Linked DNA regions of Homo sapiens: region 1 is linked to region 2. A link is an interaction called in ENCODE POLR2A ChIA-PET data of the cell type or tissue named here. Cell type or tissue: A673. All regions are shown on one strand. Each heading gives the region's core, and the rest is flanking DNA. Links, peaks and the distances in the headings are about the cores only. Region 1 overlaps SOCS5 (suppressor of cytokine signaling 5). Region 2 overlaps MCFD2 (multiple coagulation factor deficiency 2, ER cargo receptor complex subunit).

Region 1 (17,095 bases), core at 4,968-9,967, 160 kb after region 2:
GTGTTTATAAATTTTGTAGCTATCTAAAGATACTTCTCTGACATGCAAATTATACCCAAAAAATAACTTTTAAAAAGTGACCTAACCTAAAACCACTCATCTCCTTATATAGTTCTTTATAAGTTGTATGAATTAGTGTGATATGCAGAAAACATTTGTACTTGCCAGGGCACAAAATGCAGTTTCTAACACTGAACCCCCTGGTTCAGTTTCACAGAGCATGAAATTTAGTTATTTCTCTATTCTTATTCTGGAGCATGTTATCAGACTGCATCTTACTCCATGGAGAAAGATAGTTGATTTTTCTTGACATGTGAAATGTGATGTGGGCAGCTTTAATATTAGGAAGGAAAAAATACGGACAGTAATTCACAGACTAGTCGACATAACAATCAGGAAGGCATTTCAACTATCTTGGTATTAACAATGTCAGATTCGAAGTTCTTTTGTTTGTTTTGTTAAATTTTTAGAAATGTTTTTAAGATAGAGCTGAAACCCTTTGAGATCTAAATTACAACTCTACTACTTTATGGTTTTATATGAAATTATACAGGGCTAAAAAAAGCGTTAAATTTCAATTGCATTGATTCTAGAATAAAAGTTTATCATCCATTACAATCTCTTACATTTCTACACATGCTTAGCTGTTCTTAAAACTATCCAAAGCAAATTTCTAAAAAGTTATTCTTTCCTCGAAGGAATAATAATTTAAAACTGATTTTATAATGCTTTTGGAAGTTAAATAGCTTTTGTTGAAAAATTATATTTAACTGGATAAGCTACAAATTAGAATTATGGAAAATTAGGTCAAATTCTATCACTACATAAGTTTACATATATAAAAATGAAATAGTACAGTCAATGGTCCTTCTTAATGCCAACTAGTATCTATTACAAAATTTACACAAAACAAAATAATTGAAATAATTCCCAGGAGTTTATTTCAATGGGACTTAACCCATGCTTTATGAGAAATAAATTAAGTTTAACATGTTTTAAGAATACATTGAGAGAGAACTATTATACTTACCTAATTATGTTATATTGTTAAAATATACAGTTATAACATAACAGTTATATTCTTAATGCTGAATGCCATAAAGACGAAGAATGTGACAACTCAAATCCTTCCTCTTCTTCAGTCTATCTAGACTTCTCAGCTGTAACACCTTTCCAATAGAAAGTCCTTCAGTTACAGTAACAAAAATTGGGACAGGTAGACTGATTAAAAGTATTTCTGTATCAAATTCAGGCACAAGAGGCAGTTTAGGAGACAAGTTTTGATTGATATTTTGGTGGCATTTCAATAATTTTTAGAAAAAGATAATACGTTTGACAGTAAAACTGACCCAGAATTTCAGGAATGTGTGGCTGTCATAACTACAGCTTCTTAAAATAATCTAAGAATCCTCTGGCCTTTTAAAAATGATTTATTTTTAATTGTTATTTACACGTCATATTGTGACAGGATCTATTATTATCTAATTGGATGGCCATTTATCCTTTATACTGTTATTTAATATTAGGTTGAACCATATAAAATTGCTATTTTGTGGGTAAAAAATAAACATATAATTCAACCTTAGAGTTACACTATTACAGTGTACATGATATATTAATACAGTAGACCATGTACACTCAAAAAGAGGTGCAGTCCTCTAATCTAGTATACCCAGACACTTCCAGTTCCCAGCAGTGAGTTACACTTTTAGTTATGTTAGGTTCCAAACCTGTTCATGCCATTTATATTAGTGTAACTATGTGATTTAATTAAATGTCAACTAACCTAATGAAGTATGGAAGAGTGGGGAGTTTTATAAAGTTGAATGACTCTGAAATACTCAATAAAAGTGAAATACTTCTGCTGCTGAATTAGGTAGAGGCCAAGAAAATAGTTCAAAGAAATGGAAAAAATATTGTAAAGATCTATAAGGATTTTAAGCTAAGAATTCATCTGAAGAGCCTAAATTCTTGTTCTACTTAAAAAACCCAAACTGGAATCTTACATGATACATTATGGGCATGGCTTCCCCAATACAGACAATATGGATCTATAACTAGTAGACCTACTCTGAAAGAAAAGGCCTTGGCTCTTTCAGAGGTGTTTGAACCAGAGCAACCCCATCTTGAATAGGGGCTGGGAAAAATAAGGCTGAGACCTACTGGGCTGCATTCCTAGGGGGTTAGGCATTCTAAGTCACAGGATGAGACAGGAGGTTGGCACAAGATACAGGTCACAAAGACCCTTGATAAAACACAGATTGTGTTAAAGAAGCCAGTTAAAACCCACCAAAACCAGATGACAACCGAAGTGACCTCTGGTCGTCCTCACTGCTCATTATACATTAATTATAATGCATTAGGATGTTAAAAGACACTCCCACCAGCACCATGACAGCTTATAAATGCCACAGCAATGTCAGGAAGTTACCTTACATGGTCTGAAAAGGGGAGGAACCTTCAGTTCCAGGAATTGCCCACCCCTTTCCCGGAAAACTCATGAATAACCCACCCCTTGTTTAGCATATAATCAAGAAATACCATAAGTATACTCAGTCAAGCAGTCCATGCTGCTGCTCTGCCTATGGAGTAACCATTATTTTATTCCTGTGCTTTCTTAATAAACTTGCTTTCTCTTTTCTGTATTGACTCACCCTGAATTCTTTGTTGCGCAAGGTCCAAGAACCCTCTCTTGGGGTCTGGATCGAACCCCTTTCTGATAACAGCTTCTTAATCAAAAGACTGGCAAATGAACATAGTTATATTCTTAAAATTAGAATAAACTACTTAAGGTATGTATCCCTTCTATGATGTATTGCTTTATTAGACTTTACAGACAACTGGTTCTGACTGAATCAGATAAGCCTTCCTTAACAATCATAATTAAAATTTGTAGTAGTACCAGGATTGAGTAGCAAGTAACAAAGTCCTAAAGATAACAGGGAAACGTGACCTAGTTTCGGGGTTGGGGAGCAAGGAAGACTTTTCTGAGGAGGTGATGTTTCAAAATTTTATCCTGAAGGATAAGAAGAAATGAATCAGGACAATGTACTATAGGCAGAGGGAACAGCATTTGCAAAAGTCCTGAAGCAGAAATGAGCATGACATGAACAATGGCTGAAGTTAACACAACCCAGTGAGTGAAGGGAAGTGTGTCAAGATGAAGTTGGAGAGGTAAGCCTCATAATCCATGATAAGAGAGCAAGGGTGGATGCTGATATGGCACTGAAGACTACTGCAGGAGTCCAAGCAAGCACCTGACTAGGATGGTGATAGGAGAGATGGCTATGAGATGTTCAGATGTCAAATCTATAGGATTGAAGATCAATTGAAAATGGGAAATGAGGAGAGAGTGGTATTGAAAATGACACTAGGAGTCTTGCTTAGGCAAATGCATGAATAGAGATGCTGTTTCAGAGAGAAAACACGAAATAAAACAGTTTTGTCAGGTAGGGGTTTGAAGACAGTCAACAAATTGAATTTTTAAAATGTTGCTGTTGTGGCTGTCATGGAGATATGTAAGTAAATGATAATTAGTCCATTAGTATACATTCATACAGTGGAGCACTATATAGCAGAAATGATCAACTATAGCTACTTGTATCAATATAAAATGTAACACTCAAAACATAATGCTTAGAGAAAGAAATTATAAGAGATGAATATATCCATTATGAAACAATTTACCTTTTAAACAAGCAAACCCCCAAATATATTGTTTAGGTATACATACATATATAATAAAGATACAAAAGCAAGGGGATGTCAGCAAAGTTAGGATAATGGTTGCCTATTATGGGGAAGGGTAGAGAATTAGAAGAGGCACTCAGAGACTTCTAAAACAGCAGTCCCCAACCTTTTTGGCACCAGGGACTGGTTTCATGGAAGGTTTTAGGATGAAACTGTTCCACCTTATATCATCAGGCATTAGTTAAGAGTCTCATAAGGAACACGCAACCTAGATCCCCTGTGCGCAGTTCACAACAGGGCTGAATCCTATGAGCATCTAATGCTGCCGCTGACTAGACAGGAGGTAGAGCTCAGGTGGTAATACTCGCCGAAAAAAAAAAAAAAGAACAAAACACTGAACTAAATAGGTTTCTCTAATGTGGTACAGGGTTCAGCAAACATTTTCTCCAAAAGGCCAGGCAGTAAATGTTTTAGGTTTTGTGGGCCGTACAGTCTCTATGGCAACTACTGAACTCTGCCACTGTAGCCTGAATGCAGCCATAGGCAACATGCAAGTAAATAAGCATAGCTGCATGCCAATATAACCTTATTTATGGTCAGTGATACTTAAATTTCATATAATTTTCCCTTGTCACAAAATATTATTCTTCTGATTTTCATTAACCATTTAAAAACATAAAATCCATTCTTAGTTCATGGTGGGCTATACAACAACCAGTGGTGGGCCAGATTTTGCCCATACGCCATAGTTTGCCAACCCCTGATGTACTACATAAAACATTTAAGATTATGTTTACCAAATCTAACAGTCATTCTATGGAACAGTTTGAAGATCAATACTCTAAGATTATCATCTTAAGTGCATTAAGTAAATGGATGATCACTAGAGCATGAAGTTATAAAATAGAAAACTTTCTTAGAAAAATAATATACACACAGAATAATTAAAATACTCCAGAAATATTTTAAAAAATCTAACCCTCACTTGAAGTCCCACCACCTAGAGATAATCACTGTTAATATTCTGGTGAGTATCTTTCCACATGTTTTCTTTTATGCAAAACCTGTACATAATCTTCTCTTATAATAAAAAAAAACACTTGCATGTCTGTGTCTACATTCCTTTTTATTTCTTATAAAGTGTATTTTTTTTTAAGTAAACTATGTCAGAGATGGAATCAGACTAGCAAAAGAGAAAAACCTCTGGCAATTACATTTTTTAACAGTAAATCTAAGATTCTTTGAAGTGAGTAATCAAAGAAATAAAACTCTGGAAAAAAGCTGAATCTTGAAAAAAGAGTAATAATCTTGACAGTAATGGCTGTGATGACAATTTACATTATTGGGGGCTAACAATGTACCAGGCTCTGACATAAGCATTTTACTTCTCCCAACAACCCTACGAGTAATAATTATCTTAATTTTATAGATGTAGAAACCGATATATCTGAGAGATTAATAACAACTTGGACTTCAATTTCTTCTATTATTATTTGGTCTATTCAGCTTCTCTACCTCTTTTTGAGTCAATTTTAGAACAGTATATTAATTATTCTAAGTCCAAGTACAATAGTGTCATTAAGTTCTTTAAAACTTCAGAGGATACATCATATCCATATTTTGAATTATTGGAGAACATAAAAAGATGGAATATATCTCAAATTATTATACAAACTCAGCATCACTCCAACATGAAAAGTTGACAGAGGTAGCACATGCATACTCAAAAGAAAATTTCTAGCCTATTCTATTTTAATTGTAATGAAACAATACTCTGACCAAAAGAATCTCAAGTATATTCATGGGCCTACCAACAATGTTTCGGTATCTGTACTTTAAATGCCTATCAACTATTAAACCCATGACCCTTGTGTAGGCCTGTATACCGCTCAGAAATGTTCTGGTATTATTGTAACAAATGGTTCTATATTAGTAAGTTCTACTGCTTCTCTGAATACTACTTTTAATTATATGGTCAGTTAAGAATGTATTTTGTAATCAGATGCCTAATTTCAAGGGATGGAGTTTAATAAGTTCTTGTATTTTTCTCTGTACATTAATATAGTGGTCCATTTTTAAAAAGAAGAAAAAAGAAGACACAGAACCAAATTAAGAGTCATGTGTGATACAGTCCCTGCAATCCTACTCTCCAAAAAAGACAATTTTAGGGCTATTTCTTTTTCTAATTAAAAAAAAAGTAAGTATTTAATTTTACATTTCCAGTTCCTAAGTTTTATCCACACAATTCTAACTTCTGGTATCACGTAGGAGGGCACGCCGAGCCTAGCAGAAATCTTATTCTTAAGCCCAAATCTCACGTACAGATACTGCCTATGCTTTGCTTAGGGCACCAGAATGAAAAGCGGATAGGCAATAAAACAATCAAACATTTGGGAGGCAGGAGCAGAAAGGATGAATTCCAGCATTACCATTTAAGAATCCTATAACCTTGAATGTCTTTCTTCATATTTCTGAACCTAAATTAGCCCCTTGGTACAATGACGATAATATCTACCTTATGGGTTGGATGTGATGATAGAAATAATATACATAAAATGGCTCATAGGAGATATTCAAAAGACAGAGAGGTTTTAAAAATGTTACCAGTATTATCTAGCATCTTTAGCTTTTCTCTCTTTTAAAAAATACTTCTTTCTTTCAGTTCTTCTGGGTCATGCCACAAATGTCACTTTCCTATGTACAGTATCTGCCAGAGTGAAAGTTCTATCCATGACTCCAACTTCCATATTATATCCTAAGAAACACTATGGACATTTCAATGTTCCTAAGCCATTGACTCTACAGCTCATCTACAAAAACTAAGGATAGCTAATCTGTACAGTACTGGGTAAGGTCCGGGAACACAGTCCTTATTCATTTGGAGGGGCTTCTGATTCTTTTTTAGTCTATAAAACACTACCACAATTTAAATTTTGCTCTATAGATACTGTACACTAGAGAAGCCTAAAATCCTAAGAGGTTATGCTTCATTTTCTTATGGGGAAAATATCTTATGTAATATACTAACAAATACACGATTCATCAAAATGTTTCTTATTTGGCCAGCATTATTGGCAGACTGTGGTATAACACAAACAACATAAGCCTTAGATTTAGCAGGACCTAAAATCAAATTCAAGCTCCCACTAGCTGTGTTAGAGACCTAAGTCTCGGCCTTTCCAGGATAACATGACATAAGGTAAAAACAACTAAGTATATAATAGGGCGACAAAAATCATAGCTTCTGATATACAACCAATCCAAAGCATGTTAGTTCATGTTAGTGACAGTAACAAAAAGTAAGGCTGTTTTATGACTAGGGAGAGATTATTGCTGAGTCAGTTCTGCATTGATATCCCATCTCCAGGGAGACTACTTCCGTTAGGCAAACCAACTTAGTAAAGTAAATAACATTTTACTCAGCATTATAACCACATGTGACTAGTACTGTCAGCACTGCCTCTACTGATCATGCTTACTAGAGCACAGGGCATCAATGCTTCCCACAAATCTCCCTTAATATAAAAGGTGGTTAAATATAAACAAAAATACCAACAAAGTAAAACAACTCTCAGTTGAGGAATTTAGCAGACAGCTTAATCCAGAAAAGAGTCTCTGATTAGGGGAACTACTTAACAGTGAGCTCATTATGATTCTGCTAATAATTTACAAATAATATTCAGTTACCAATGGTAAGTGAGCAAATGGAATCTGCACCATTTCCTTCTCTAGGGAGGATAACCACTTTATAACCCCAGCAGTTTAGATCAAGTATCACAAGAAATATGAAGACTCTAAGGACTAAAATAAATAAAATAATGTTTTGATAATAACAACTTTTTTACTTTTTATCTAAAACTGCTTAGAATACATTTACTAATCTTTAACAAACTTAAAAGATACTACTGTCTCCTATGCCAAATTTTAGCTCTAAAAAAAACTAATGGAAAATAATTTGACAACTTGTAATGAATCCAAGAAAGAAACAAAGAAAGAAACTGATCAGGACAATGCGTGCCCCTTTTTGGATCTACCCTCCCTGACACCATAAGAAAAAGGAAAATTTGTCCAGACACAGTGGCTCATGCTTATAATCCCAACACTTTTGGAGGCTGAGGCAGGAGGATCGCTTGAGCCCAGGAGTTTGAGACCAGCCTGAGCAACAGACAGACCCTGTCTCTACAATAAGATTTTCTAAAATTAGCCAGGCCAAGTGGCATGCATCTGTGGTCCCAGCGACTCATGAGGCTGAGGTGGGAGGATTGCTGGAACCTGGGAGGCTGAGGCTGCAGTGAGCCAAGTTCGTACCACTGCACTCCAGCCTGGGTGACAGAGTGAGACTGTGTCAAAAAAAAAAAAAAAAGAAAAAGAAAAGAGAAAAGACAATGGAAACATCTTAAAATTAGTCTTTAGCAGGATATTTGAGAAGGGTATCGGGAGAAGTAAAGGCAAATAAGGATAACTTTTAATCACGTAAGAAAACAAATGTAGAGAAGCATGTTGAACAAAATCATCAACTAGAAACTCCAAGTAATACAGCTTAGTTTTGGTTTTACCAATTAGCATGTAACATACAAATTTAGTTTTTAGAAATAGGACAATCAAGAAATCTTTAGTTTATTAACAACTAAAATTAAACCTAACCTATCAAAAGCTCAGAATCTGAAAAGATTTTTTAAATATTCATTTTAACATTTGCTGAGTACCACATGTGGACAATATGACGATAAAGTTCAAGCTCTCAGATGTAAATATTTAAAGCTCTTTCTCTATGCCTATTTACTCTAAATTGACCTTCAATTTAAGCAAACTTTATTTGCTAGACACCAAGGGCATAGCAGCTTAGAAACTGCAAATTAGAAGGGTTGGGGATGTGGTTATAGAGGAGTACTACGTGTAAGTACAATGACCACAGGAAGAGAAGAACAAAGAAACCTTAAAAAGTGTAACAGCCCAGGGCCACAGACTACATGGACACATTATGCAAGACATAAAAAAGGGAACACATGGAGATATAAAACAGATTTAAAAGAGACTAGCCGGGCATAGTGGCTCATGCCTGTAATCTCAGCACTTTGGGAGGCCAAGGCAGACAGACTGCTTGAGCCCAGGAGTTTGAGACCAGCCTGGGCAACAAGGCAAAACCCTGCCTCTATATACAAAAGTTAGCCAGGTATGGTGGTGTGCGCCTGTGGTTCCAGTTACTCTGGAGGCTGAGGTGGGAGGATCACTTGAGCCCAGGAGGTAAAGGCTGCAGTGAGCTGTGACTGCACTATCACACTCCAGCCTGACCAACAGAGCAAAATCCTGTCTCAAAAAAAAGTAAGAGACCACTATGAACAACTGTAAGCAAATAAATTTAAAAACTAAGAAGAAATGACTAGATTTTTAGAAAAACATAAATTACCAAAACTGACTCAAGAAGAAATTAAAAATCAGTAGCCGTTAAAGACTTTGAATCAGTAATTAAAATCTTTGCTCAAGGAAAACACCAGCCCATGCAAACTGTTCTAGGCAGAAGAAACAAATCTGTCTAGCAACCTTGATATGTAATCACTGATGGCCAGAACAAGAGATCAAAAGAGATGCAACAGCCAGCTCAATAAGGCAAAAAAAAAAAAAAAAAAAAAGAAATAAAGTCATGCAAATTGGAAAAGAGAAAATAAAACTCCATTTTCTGATGATGTGATTGTCTACATAGCAAACCCTAAGGAATCTTAAAAAAGAAAGAAAAGTAAACTAAGTGAGTTTAGCAGGGTCACAGGATACAAGATCAACACACAAAGATCAATTACATAACTATATACCGTACTAACAACAAACATGTAGAAACCAAAATTAAAAGAGATGTAACAAAAATATATAACCTTAAAGGAGACAGGCTGATGGGATCTTTTTTTTTTTTTGAGATGGAGTCTCTGTCGCCCAGGCTGGAGTGCAGTGGTGCAATCTCGGCTCACTGCAACCTCTACCTCTCAGGTTCACACCATTCTCCTGCCTCAGCCTCCCGAGTAGCTGGGACTACAGATGTCCGCCACCACGCCTGGCTAATTTTTTGTATTTTTACTAGAGACGGGTTTTCACCGTGTTAGCCAGGATGGTCTCAATCTCCTGACCTTGTAATCCACCCACCTCGGCCTCCCAAAGTGCTGGGATTACAGGCGTGAGCCACCCGGCCCTGATGGAATATTTCTATACTCCAAAGGAGAAGATTCAAATGGCAGGAGAGAAAACATGCTAGATATTCTAGAGTTACCACTGCCTTTGTACTTACTCTGGGGAGTGGTGAATAATAAGAATGTGAGTCTATAGCCTACTTCACAACCATATTGGGCCTATCCCTCTTCTCCATCTCCACTGCCCCCTAACAGGTTCAGTCTTCATCATTTGCATGGATGAATCAGATGCCTAAACAGTCTACCTTTCTCCACCCTCACTCCCTTCTGGAGCATCCTTCATAATATTGATCCCAGGATTTCAAGCATCAGAGAAAAAAAAAAAACTCAAAGGGCTCCGTGTCTGGCTACCTCCTCCACCCTTTAAAAACTGGGAAGAAAAAGTACAGCAAAACAACAGTTAACGGTATTATAATTTAGGAATATTGAGATAATATAGTTGGAATTATGCCATCTGGAGAATGAAGGTGATCAAATGTTTGTTTTTACATATACAGAGACCCTTTCTTTAAAAATGGGAATTCTGACTGGCCGCTCTTCAATCCTTCTAAAGACCAAGACAAAGAAACTCTCAGGAAAAAATTAAATTTCAAATGGTTAAAAAGGTAAATAAACAATCGAAAGAGATTTGTGCAGAGTCTTTCATGGGAAATGTTAAAGAGGATAAACAACCCTCTGTCTCTAGCCAGCCCAGGTAGTCCTTCCTCTACAAGCAACTCAATTAGCTAACCTCAAAGATCTGTGATTTTTCTTTTAATATTAGAATTTTTAAAATAAGCACAGCATTCCACAAATGGAATCCAGTTATTTAAGGTCTAACATAGCACAACAGTTACAACTAATTCTGATCATACTCCTCTCCAATTAAATAAAAGAAAAATCCTAATGTATAATACTGAGTTATTTAAATAGTCTCATACTCCATAGCTAGACATGTTTTTGATCAGGTACAATTTTATGTTCAATTTAAACAATGTAAATGTAGTGTCAGCTACAAAAATATGTAATCAAAGAAATGCTATTCTTCCAACACAAACTTTCCCTTTCCTGTCTCCCCCTAAAAGAACTTCTACACAGTTTAAGGTATAGTCATTTCCCATAAACATGGCTTAAAATTGAGACTTCTTTTGCAGATAAAGAAAAGCAGGTTTAAACAGTCTCAAAGATGAACTGGTAGTTTAAAGCAGAATTCTCAATATTCTTTGATAAGGATGTAGTGCTACATTAATATCCCCAAAATTCTTAAGACATTCTCTGAAATCTGAAATGAATTAAGACTTACTATTAAACAGTTTGCATCATAATTGTTTGAAGCATAGTGGGTAAAAATCCTTTGTTATTGCTTGCAGGTCAATCCTGGAAATCCACTTAAATGGGATAATTCTACATCTTGTTATACAGATTTTCTAATTTTCACAATAAAATATAAAACTTTCCAGGGGCAATACTTAGATCTAGTATGGATGAACCATTCCACAACTATTTCCCAAGCACTAAATAGAAACCACAAATAGACATAAAATAAAATTGGGTCAAAAATCTCGATTACAGCCGGGCGCGGTGGCTCACGCATGTGAGCCCTGCACTTTGGGAGGCTGAGGTGGGCGGATCACCGGAGGTCAGGAGTTTGAAACCAGCCTGGCTAACATGGTAAAACCCCGTTTCTACTAAAAATACAAAAAATTAGCGGGCATGGGGGCATGCGCCTGTAATCCCAGCTACTCAGGAGGCTGAGGCAGGAGAATCACTTGAACCTGGGAGGCAGAGGTTGCAGTGAGCCAAGATAGTGCCATTGCACTCCAGCTTGGGCAACAAGAGCAAAACTCCATCTCAAGAAAAAAAAAAAAAGTCTTTATTATTTTGAAAGAACTAGTTTGGAAATATCTCACCACCCACACTGATTTTCTATGTTCTAACTGTAATCAAATTACTTCACCACAAAGATATATATGTGGTTTGTATTATTTTGGCTCCCTACACAAATACTTTACCAGAATTACAACTTAATGTTATGCTCTCAACTTCTTAAGAGTTTATCAAATAAGTGGTCTTATATTATTCCACGTTCTATAAAAATGGTATCAAAGGGCTGGGTGTGGTGGCTCATGCCTGTAATCCCAGAACTTTGGGAGGCCGAGGCAGGCGGATCACTTGAGGTCAAGAGTTCACAATCTGCCTGACCAACACGGTGAAACCCCATCTCTACTGAAAATACAAAAATTAGCCAGGTGTGGTGGTACATGCCTGTAATCCCAGCTACTAGGGAGGCTGAGGGAGGAGAATCGCTTGAACCCAGGAGGGGGAGGTTGCAGTGAGCTGAGATTGCGCCACTGCACTCTAGCCTGGTGGACAGAGTGAGATGCCTTCTCAAAAAAAAAAAGAAAGAAAATAGTATAAAAGACATCATCCCTGATATAAAGACCCACACAAAAAAATTCTTCTTTGACTTTACTGCCAAGGTTTCTCTTTAAAAAACTGATATGCTTCCTTTATGTAGAAAATGAGAAAAATATAACTCATTGTGTGTCTCCTTTTTTCCTATTACCAACAGAAAATACAAATGGAAGGCCTTTGTTTAAATTTCAGACATATTTGGAGATGCCCCCCAGTCCCTTGTATGACGCTTAATCAATTATCATTATACTAAATGTTCAAGTATACATATGTTTGCCAGAGGCATGTGAACCATACTGAGTAGGGGTTGGGTAAAATGAGGCTGAGACCTACTGGGCTGTATTCCTAAATGGTTAAGGCATTCTAAGTCACAGGATGAGATAGGAGGTCAGCACAAAATACAGGTCATAATGACCTTGCTGAGAAAACAGGCTGCATGACAGAAGCCAACCAAAACCCACCAAAACCAAGAAGGCCACAAGAGTGATCTCTGGTCATCCTCACTGTTACACTCCCACCAGTGCCATGACAGGTTACAAATGCCATGGCAATGTCAGGAAGTTACCCCATATGGTCTAAAAAGGGAGGCATGAATAATCCACCCCTTGTTTAGCATATCATTAAGAAATAACCATAAAAATGGGCAACCAGCAGCCCACGGGGCCGCTCTATGGAAGAGCCATTCTTTTATTCCTTTAACTTATTAATAAACTTGCTTTCACTTTACTCTATGGACTCACCCTGAATTCTTTCTTGCGCAAGACTCAAGAACTTTCTCTTGGGGGTCTGGATCGGGACCCCTTTCCTGTAACATGTTGAATATAATACATATATGCAGTGGAAGGAGGGAGGAAGTAGATGAAAAACTCATAAAAAGTTAACAGTCAAGTTTTCTGAAACTAAAAAACTATACTTTGGGGCCTAAAATTGAGTAATCTCAAATGTTCCCATAAGATGAATGGGTAAGAATTTCATCGGATTGTAAAAACATAAACCTTCCATTAAAAAAGTAGTAAACAGGCCAGGCGTGGAACCTCATGCCTGTAATCCCAGCACTTTGGGAGGCCAAGGTGGGCAGGTCACAAGGTCAGGAGTTCTAGACTAGCCTGGCCATCATGGTGAAACCCCGTCTCTACTAAAAATACAAAAATTAGCCAGGTATAGTGGTATGTGCCTGTAATGTGAGCTACTCGGGAGGCTGAGGCAGAAGGATCGCTTAAACCTGGGAGGCAGAGGATGCAGTGAGCCGAGATCGCGCCATTGCACTCCAGCCTGGGTGACAGAGCGAGACTCTGTCTCAAAAAAAAAGAAGTAGTAAACATAAAAAAACTTATGACTTCTCAAATAAAAGATGGGAAGGTGTACTTAAGCAAAATGCTGAAGCAATAAACCAAAAGGCAATGATCAAAAGACTAAATGACATAAAATTTAAGATTTCTGTATATCAAAAAATGTCATAAACAAAGGTAAATGATAAGCTGAATAAAACATTTTCAACATATGACATATGGAAACGACATGATACATGACAATGTTGTCATATGTTGAAAATTAATATATATATTTTATAAGAAAAAGATATGCCAGACACAGTGGTGTGCGTCTACAGACCAGCTACTAAGAAGGTGGGGGTGGGGGTGGGGGTATGGAGAGGATGCTTGCTTGAGCCCAGGACCTCAAAGTCCAGCCTAGGCAACAAAGCAAGACCTGTCTCTATTTAAAAAAGAAAAGAAGACAAAGAAAATGGTAAAACACAACAACTCAATTAAAAAACAGCAAAGGATATCTCTAGAATAATCACAAATCAGATGTATACTTGGCCAATAAAGGTCATTCTTGGAATTTGTCAAAGACATCCAAATTAAAATGTGATACAAATTTATCACTTATCAACCTGTCAAAGTTTGTTTTTATTTCTTTTACATTTTAATGGTACTATCTAGCATGGGTATTGAGAAAGTAGCATTGTCACACACTAATGTGAGAACATAGATCCACATGACGTTTCAGAAAGGAAATTGTATATTATGTACTAAAGCTTGAAAACTATGCACATCTTTCTATCTAAGGCTTCCCAATTAGAAATTTATTCCAAGAACATAATCAGATAAGGATGGAGATTTATATGCAGGAAATATTCATCATAGCATTAGTTATATTAGGAAAAAATTGGCAATAATCATATTGCTCAGTGAATAGAAGAATGGTTAAATAAATTCTGGTGCCTTTACATGCTGAAATAATAGACATAAAAAACCATGTTTCTGGGGCATTTAATATTCTGGTAATGTTCATGATATTAAATAAAAATGGTTATAAAATAGTACAACTAAACAGACCTCAACACACATCTATATCACAAACATTTTTTAAAAAATATAGTTAGGAAATATCACTGTGGTTATTTCTGGATAGTTTCTATTTATTGTAATTTCATTTTTTTTCTTTGTTGTACTTTCCAAAATATTAGATTCAATATTTTTAAAATGTTATTTAAAAAGGAAGTAGATCTTGGGGCCAGGTGCAGTGGCTCACGCCTGTAATCCCAACACTTTGGGATTTGTAAAAATACAAAAATTAGCCCGGCATGGTGGCGCACGCTTGTAATCCCAGCTACTTGGACATTGAGGTAAAAGAATCACTTGAACCTGGGAGGTGGAGGTTGCAGCGAGCTGAGATCGCACCACTGCACTCCAGCCTGAGTGGTAGAGCGAGACTCCGTTTCAAATAAATAAAAGAAAAAGGAAGTCGATCTTGAAAAAGATCAATCTAATTTCATATTATAAACTCAAAGATATATGCAAAATGCAGAAGAAATGAATAATGAAATATTTTAAAAACTTTTTAAAGATGAAGCAACGGTGAGGAAGGGAAGAGACACAAATAAATGGTGGGTTACAGGGGCAGAGAACACAATCAATGGAGAAAGGAATCGCAAATACAGGTCTCCACTCAAGCCAGCGTGACTTTCTCAAACAGTATTAGGAATTAGTGGTAAGTAATATCACTAATGAATTTCAACTCATTTATGAGTCTCTTCTGGTTGCAAGGTTCTGACATACTCAAATGTGGGTGTGTATGGCTGAGGAAGGATCCTGATTAATAAGCACGGATTTGATAAGGAAAACAGGTCAGAAGTCCAAGAACAAAATCAGTGACACAAGTGGGTCTGGGCCTCAAGGATACTGGGACTGAGAAGGGTCTGGTTCCAGAGCTTCCCTAGGAAGCAGCAAGAGGAGCAGTAGGCAGTGGCAGATCCTCATTCTAGAACTCTGGTTCTTACTGGGACCCAGCAACTCCCTGGGTATCAGCTTTAGATATGTGATTTACCTCCAGCCACCAGCTGGTATCTCTGCTTCTAGACTCTGTATTCTTCTTCTTCCTCACAGGTGCCACTTTCTCATACCTTTTGCTAATTCTTGATCTATCACAGGCCCCTCCTATCTCTCTCTTGATTTTTCAAATTCTGCTTCCAATACTTAACTGCCAATCTCTATTTCTTTTTGTGAGTTTTATGATACACATCATGTGTATCCTTACAGTAACCAGTACTCCACCTTGTCTATCTGGAGTACATCCAGACAGAAAATTAAAAGCAAAAGCTGTATTTCTTTAACCAAATATAGCCAATTGTAAGGCCTGTCAGAACCTGATTGGTTAAGCTCATTCCCATGTGGAGACAACTTTCTGTGCTTCCACCTGGTTGGGCAGTGGCCGACCAATCACTGGTGACTTTAATTTGGATACCCATGCCAGTCCAATCACCTATGGCCAGGTAAGGTAAGGTCATTCACGATTGAAAGCACAGCTACCTTAGTTTACTCCCTCAGTGAATGTTCTCCTTAGACATGATTGTAGGAATAGCAGGCACTGAAATTACTCAGTGACAAAATGTAATAACAAAAGGTCTTATCCAGTATTTCATAACTCATGTTCCCTAGAATTCTAGTATACCACATGATATTAACAAGTATTCTACAGATAAAGGCTTCCGTTTGAATACGTTAATACCTTAGTTCTCTGAGAGAGGAGATCCTCCTGGGCATTATTTCCTAAACTGGTCACAGCTGCGTTTTTCAATATTATAAAGTAGAGCAGAATAAATATCTTATAGTATATTGATACAATGGAATAGTATATGCACAATGGATTAGAGAAATAAAAATATACACACGAATACTGACATGTATACATATGTGTGTAGACATGTGTACAAAAGAGGCAAAACTAAACTATACCATTTAGGGATGCATATATAGATGGTAAAAGTTTAAAGAGAAAGAAAAAATGACGTTCACAAAAGTAAGAATATGGTTACTTCTGGGGGATGCGATGGGGTGGGGACAGATGGAGTATGACTGGGAAAGGGCACACAGCAGGCTTCTGGTTCACTGGCAATATTCTATTTCTTAATCTGGGTAGCAAATATGCTTTATAATTACTCATTAAACTGTATCTTTATAATGTATTTATTCTTTTATATATGGGTTACATTTTACTACAGAAAAGGAGAATAACCAAAAAGCAGCATACGCAAGACAGACAACAAAGAAAGCAGAAAGCAGTACTGTACTTGTACTTGGAGGCACTCGCAAAGTGCTACTAACAACCACCTCAGGTATCCTTCAGTGAAACTCCAATAATAGTTCACCCCTACACAAGACTATTATTTCTCTAATTATATTACCTTTCGAACTATCATTCCTGTAAGATATTACATCTTATGACAATTTACAATCCAATAACAATGGATATAGTCTTCTGCCAAGTTTTTTTTCTCTTTGACTCCATATGGTTATGTATGTTTTGCTATTAACAAAAAGAGCCATTCTGAG
Region 2 (5,011 bases), core at 12-5,011:
AAATATTTCTTTCAGGGGACCATAACTTCTGGGAGGCAAGAATAATCTTCCAGTCCCTTCAAGCTTTCACGTGTTGCTTGGCACTCTGCAGGCACTTCAGGAAACCTCGTGAGCCTTCCCCTGCCATTTGAGTGACTTGGAGTGCCCAGGGTCATCCCACAGTCTCAAAGCAGAGCTGGCATTGGGCCGTGTTTGACAAGCTCTCTTCCTAACCTTACTGCTTCATCAGGTTTCCCAGGATCATACCATGTCAAGCCCTGAACGAAACCTTTGCTCTGATGCTCTGCCTTCCTCTTCTGTGTTTCCCATCTCACAGATATTGATGACCATGAGATCCCTGCTCAGAACCCCCTTCCTGTGTGGCCTGCTCTGGGCCTTTTGTGCCCCAGGCGCCAGGGCTGAGGAGCCTGCAGCCAGCTTCTCCCAACCCGGCAGCATGGGCCTGGATAAGAACACAGTGCACGACCAAGAGTACGTATTCAGCCCGGGCTGTGGTCCAGTGGCCTCCCCATCATCTGCAGCTGAGCCAGCGGCAAGGGCATGCTCAGTCCTCCTTTCCTTCTTCCTGTTTCTATGGCTCCTTGACATTCTTCAAGGATGATTCTTATTCCTTATTGCCACCTATAAGTCAGGTATTCTTTTTTCATCATTGTATCACAGGTGGAAGATCTTTAGGCCCAAATGGGGCACATTACTTGTCTGAATCCGGTCTCTCCTTTTTTTCACCACAGACAGACACACACACATACAAATAGACACACAGGTACACATACACAGTCATAGTAGCAGAATCCAGAAAATAGCTAAGGTTTCTTGACTATAACAAGACCTTTTTTAAATCAACACATTCAAACATTGAATCATTTGTTGCAGCTTTTGTCTTGGGCCAGTTAGCCTCACGCATTATACTCGGTTATCCTTTGTTTTTAAGGCTGGGTGCAGTGGCTCACACCTGTAATCCCAGTGCTTTGGGAGGCTGAGGCAGGTGGATTACTTGAGCCCAGGAATTCGAGACCAGCCTAGGCAATATAGGGAAAACCTGTCTCTACTAAAAAATTGCAAAAAATTAGCTGGATGTGGCAGTACATGCCTATGGTCCCAGCTACTTGGGGGGCTGAAGTGGGAGAATCAACTGAGCTTGGGAAGTTGAGGCTACAATGAGCCAAGATCACGCTCCTGCACTCCAGCCTGGGTGGCAGAGTGAGACCCTGTCTCAAAAAAAAAAAAAAGTTTTAAAGGACATATTTTTAAATTGATGGCCTGAAAATGTTATAACAAAATTCTAATAATAAAGAGGAAAGAATACCCTAATCCTGCCAGCATAACAGATGGTCTATTTGACTTTTCCTGCTCCTCTCAAGGCCTTGTCTATCTCTGTGTAATCCTTGAGTGTGGTCTGCCACTGCTGGTGTTTGTTTTTCTGAGCTGGAGGAAGTTTAAGATCTTGAACTTTTCAGAGTCCTTAAGATTTCAGCATGATCCCAGTATCTGTCAATTGGCCTGAACCTGACTGTTGATTTTTAGGCATATCATGGAGCATCTAGAAGGTGTCATCAACAAACCAGAGGCGGAGATGTCGCCACAAGAATTGCAGCTCCATTACTTCAAAATGCATGATTATGATGGCAATAATTTGCTTGATGGCTTAGAACTCTCCACAGCCATCACTCATGTCCATAAGGAGGTAGGTCTGGCAGTGGCTTGGGGGACTGTATCACAGAAAGGCTTCCCTTTGTTAATTTGGTCCCCAGTCTTGTTGACTTGTGTTGTCCTTATGTGCCAAGAGTGCTGCTTCTCCACTGGGCATGATGGCTCGCATCTGTAATCCCAGCACTTTGGGAGGCCAAAGTGGAAGGATCACTTGAGCCAGGAGTTCAAGACCAGCCTTGGCAATATAGTGAGACCCTGTCTCTACAAAACAAACAAAACAAAAATTAAAAAATTAGCCAGGCCTGGTAGTGCATGCCCGTAGTTCTACGTACTCAGGAGGCTAAGGTGGGAGGATTGCTTGAGTCCAGGATGTCGAGGCTATAGTGAGCCATAATCATGCCACCGCACTTCAGCCTGGGCAACAGAGTGAGGCCTTGTCTCAAAAAGAGAAAAAAAGAAAAGAAAAAAAAAGGTGCTGCTGCTTCTTTCTCTTCTGTGTTCTGCCTCTTTCTGTCCAACGATCCTTCCCGCAAAGGATAACTTGCTGAGGCAGAAGTCCCAGGGCTGGGCATTTGTATCTTTAAGTGCTACAGGCATTTCTGTTACACACCAGAGTATGAGAATCAGTGCCTAAAAGACAGACCGTATTCAAACTGCAGAGCAAGGGAGAAGTTGTTTAATGGTGAATTGACACCAAGGGATTCAGGGACGTGGCAGTAATTGAGGGCTTGTGTGATACTGTATGGTGCTCCAAAGTTTCTGAAGCCCTTTCAAGTAGGTTAGAGATCTCGTTGGATCTTTGCAACATCTTGAGTAGGCAGTGGCAGGCATTGTTAATACTTCCATTTTCAGTGGTGCATGCCTGTAGTCCCAGCTACTCATGATGCTGAAGTAGGAGGATCACTTGAACCTGAGAGGTTGAGGCTGTGGCAAGCTGCGATGTTGCCACTGAATTCCAGCCTGGGCAATAGAGCGAGATCCTGTCTCAGAAAACAAAAAACAAACAAAACCCTCCCATTTTCTAGGTGAAGACACTGAAATCAAGATCTTGTGCCAGGCTAAGCACAGTGGCTCATGCCTATTATCCCAGCACTTTGGGAGGTTGAGGCAGGAGGATCGCTTGAGCCCAGGAGTTCAAGACCAACCTGGGCAGCATGGTGATATCCCGTCTCTACAAAAATTAGCTGGACATAGTGATGCTTGCCTGTAATCCCAGCTGCTGGGGTGACGGGGTGGGAGGGTAGTGGGGAGGAACACCTGAGCCTGGGAGGTCGAGGCTGCAGTGAGCTGTGATCGTGCTACTGGACTCCAGCCTGGGTGACAGAGTCAGACCCTGTCTCAAAAAAAAAAAAAAAAAAAAAAAAAAAATCCTCGTGCCTCCACATTTAATGTCATTCCCCTTCTGCCACACTGCCCTCTATAGAGAGGAAGCAAGGCAAAGTTAGCCAGGTGAGTGGGATTACATTCGCTGCTAGGAGTGCAGGTGAGGTTTGAAGGCAGCAGGGAGCATGAATGATTTTGCACAGGAGAATGGCATTGTTTAGGGAAGATCCTTGGTTGTGGGAGACAGACTGAAGGACATGAGGAGAGACTAGTGTTAGGCGGAGGAATTAGGGGTCAGCAGTCCTGGCAGATGAGGATAGTGGTGGTGACAGGAGAGGGAATGGTGAATGTGGGAGATGTGGCAAAGGAAGAACCAGCCAAGGATGTGAACAGCCTCAGCCCACTAACCCTGCTCTTGGAGCATGGGAAATACTTTCTCCTCAAAGATCATAACAGGTTCTGCTCATCGGCAGTGCCTTCTTCCTCTTGTTTTGATGCCAACTTGTTGTCCAATTCGTCACTGTTTCTATTTTATCAGGCAAATTTGTGCACAGAGCTGACCCTCAGGAGGACTGGCACTTTTCCAATTAAAGAAGAATGAGCCATAATGAAACAAATAAGCAAAAGCCTATTTTGAAGGGCCTTCTTTTAACTGGCAAATGTAATTTCTAAACTGGATTATGATAAATTGACTCAATAATACATATTCTCTCTCTATATATCTAGATTCCTAGAAGTAGCCCCATACTCCATTGAAAGTTTTTGGACACATATGAGCGTGGATATTTTGTTGTTTTGTTTTTCCTTTTTTTTTTTTTTTTTTTTAATAAACAGTGCCATGAAAGAACATGGATATTTTGGACGTTAGTTAAGCACTTCTTCCGGTAAAATGCGCAACTCATCATTGTCTAATTTGTATTTTGTAGGAAGGGAGTGAACAGGCACCACTAATGAGTGAAGATGAACTGATTAACATAATAGATGGTGTTTTGAGAGATGATGACAAGAACAATGATGGATACATTGACTATGCTGAATTTGCAAAATCACTGCAGTAGATGTTATTTGGCCATCTCCTGGTTATATACAAATGTGACCCGTGATAATGTGATTGAACACTTTAGTAATGCAAAATAACTCATTTCCAACTACTGCTGCAGCATTTTGGTAAAAACCTGTAGCGATTCGTTACACTGGGGTGAGAAGAGATAAGAGAAATGAAAGAGAAGAGAAATGGGACATCTAATAGTCCCTAAGTGCTATTAAATACCTTATTGGACAAGGGCTTGCTTCAAGCATCTGTATTAGTCTGTATTAATGCTGCTGATAAAGACGTACCCGAGACTGGGAAGAAAAAGAGGTTTACTTGGACTTACAGTTCCACATGGCTGGGGAGGCCTCAGAATCATGGCGGGAGGTGAAAGGCACTTCTTACATGGCAGCAAGAGAAAATGAGGAAGAAGCAAAAGTGGAAACCCCTGATAAGCCATCAGATCTTGTGAAACTTATTCACTATCACAAGAATAGCATGGGAAAGACTGGCCCCCATGATTCAATTACCTCCCCTTGGGTCTCTCCCACAACACGTGGGAATTCTGGTAGATACAATTTCAAGTTGAGATTTGGGTGGGGACATAGCCAAACCATATCATTCTACCCCTGGCCCCTCCAAATCTCATGTCCTCACTATTCAAAACCAATCATGCCTTCCTAACAGTCCCCCAAAGTCTTAACTCTTTTCAGCATTAACGCAAAAATCCACAGTCCAAAGTCTCATCTGAGACAAGGCAAGTCCCTTCCACCTATGAGCCTGTAAAATCAAAAGCAAGCTAGTTACTTCCTAGATACCAACAGGGGTACAGGTATTGATTAAAGACGGCTGTTCCAAATGGGAGAAATTGGCCAAAATAAAGGGGTTACAGGGCCCATGCAAGTCCGAAATCCAGCAGGGCTGTCAAATTTTAAAGTTCCAGAATAATCTCCTTTGACTCCAGGTCTCACATCCAGGTCATACTGATGCAAGAAGTGGGTTCCCATG

Evidence for each region. ChIA-PET counts read pairs that join two places held together with the same protein. Peaks named below come from ENCODE experiments on the same cell type or tissue, not always from the same donor. Only the 100,000 strongest peaks of a DNase experiment are listed, where the experiment ranks them.
Region 1: POLR2A ChIA-PET joins it to region 2 with 8 read pairs; 2 of 35 experiments call an interaction of 5 or more read pairs at or near these places.

What each region holds. Positions count from the first base shown.
Region 1 is chr2:46,739,148-46,756,242 of GRCh38, reverse strand. The region is part of intron 1 of SOCS5 (suppressor of cytokine signaling 5); the gene reads right to left. Among named protein-coding and RNA genes, the nearest start is that of SOCS5, 48 kb to the right of the region's middle. RefSeq lists an enhancer at 6,899-7,193. In A673, for the core only: no CTCF peak of the experiment used is centred there; a DNase peak (open chromatin) is centred at 7,052; H3K27ac peaks cover 1,431 bases.
Region 2 is chr2:46,904,483-46,909,493 of GRCh38, reverse strand. It overlaps MCFD2 (multiple coagulation factor deficiency 2, ER cargo receptor complex subunit), which reads left to right. Exons shown (of 4, transcript NM_139279.6): 2 at 317-471; 3 at 1,525-1,684; 4 at 3,900-5,011. The coding sequence starts at 323. The coding sequence ends at 4,031. It overlaps MCFD2-AS1 (MCFD2 antisense RNA 1), which reads right to left. Exons shown (of 2, transcript NR_199007.1): 2 at 816-2,610. Among named protein-coding and RNA genes, the nearest start is that of MCFD2-AS1, 7.7 kb to the right of the region's middle. In A673, for the core only: no CTCF peak of the experiment used is centred there; no DNase peak of the experiment used is centred there.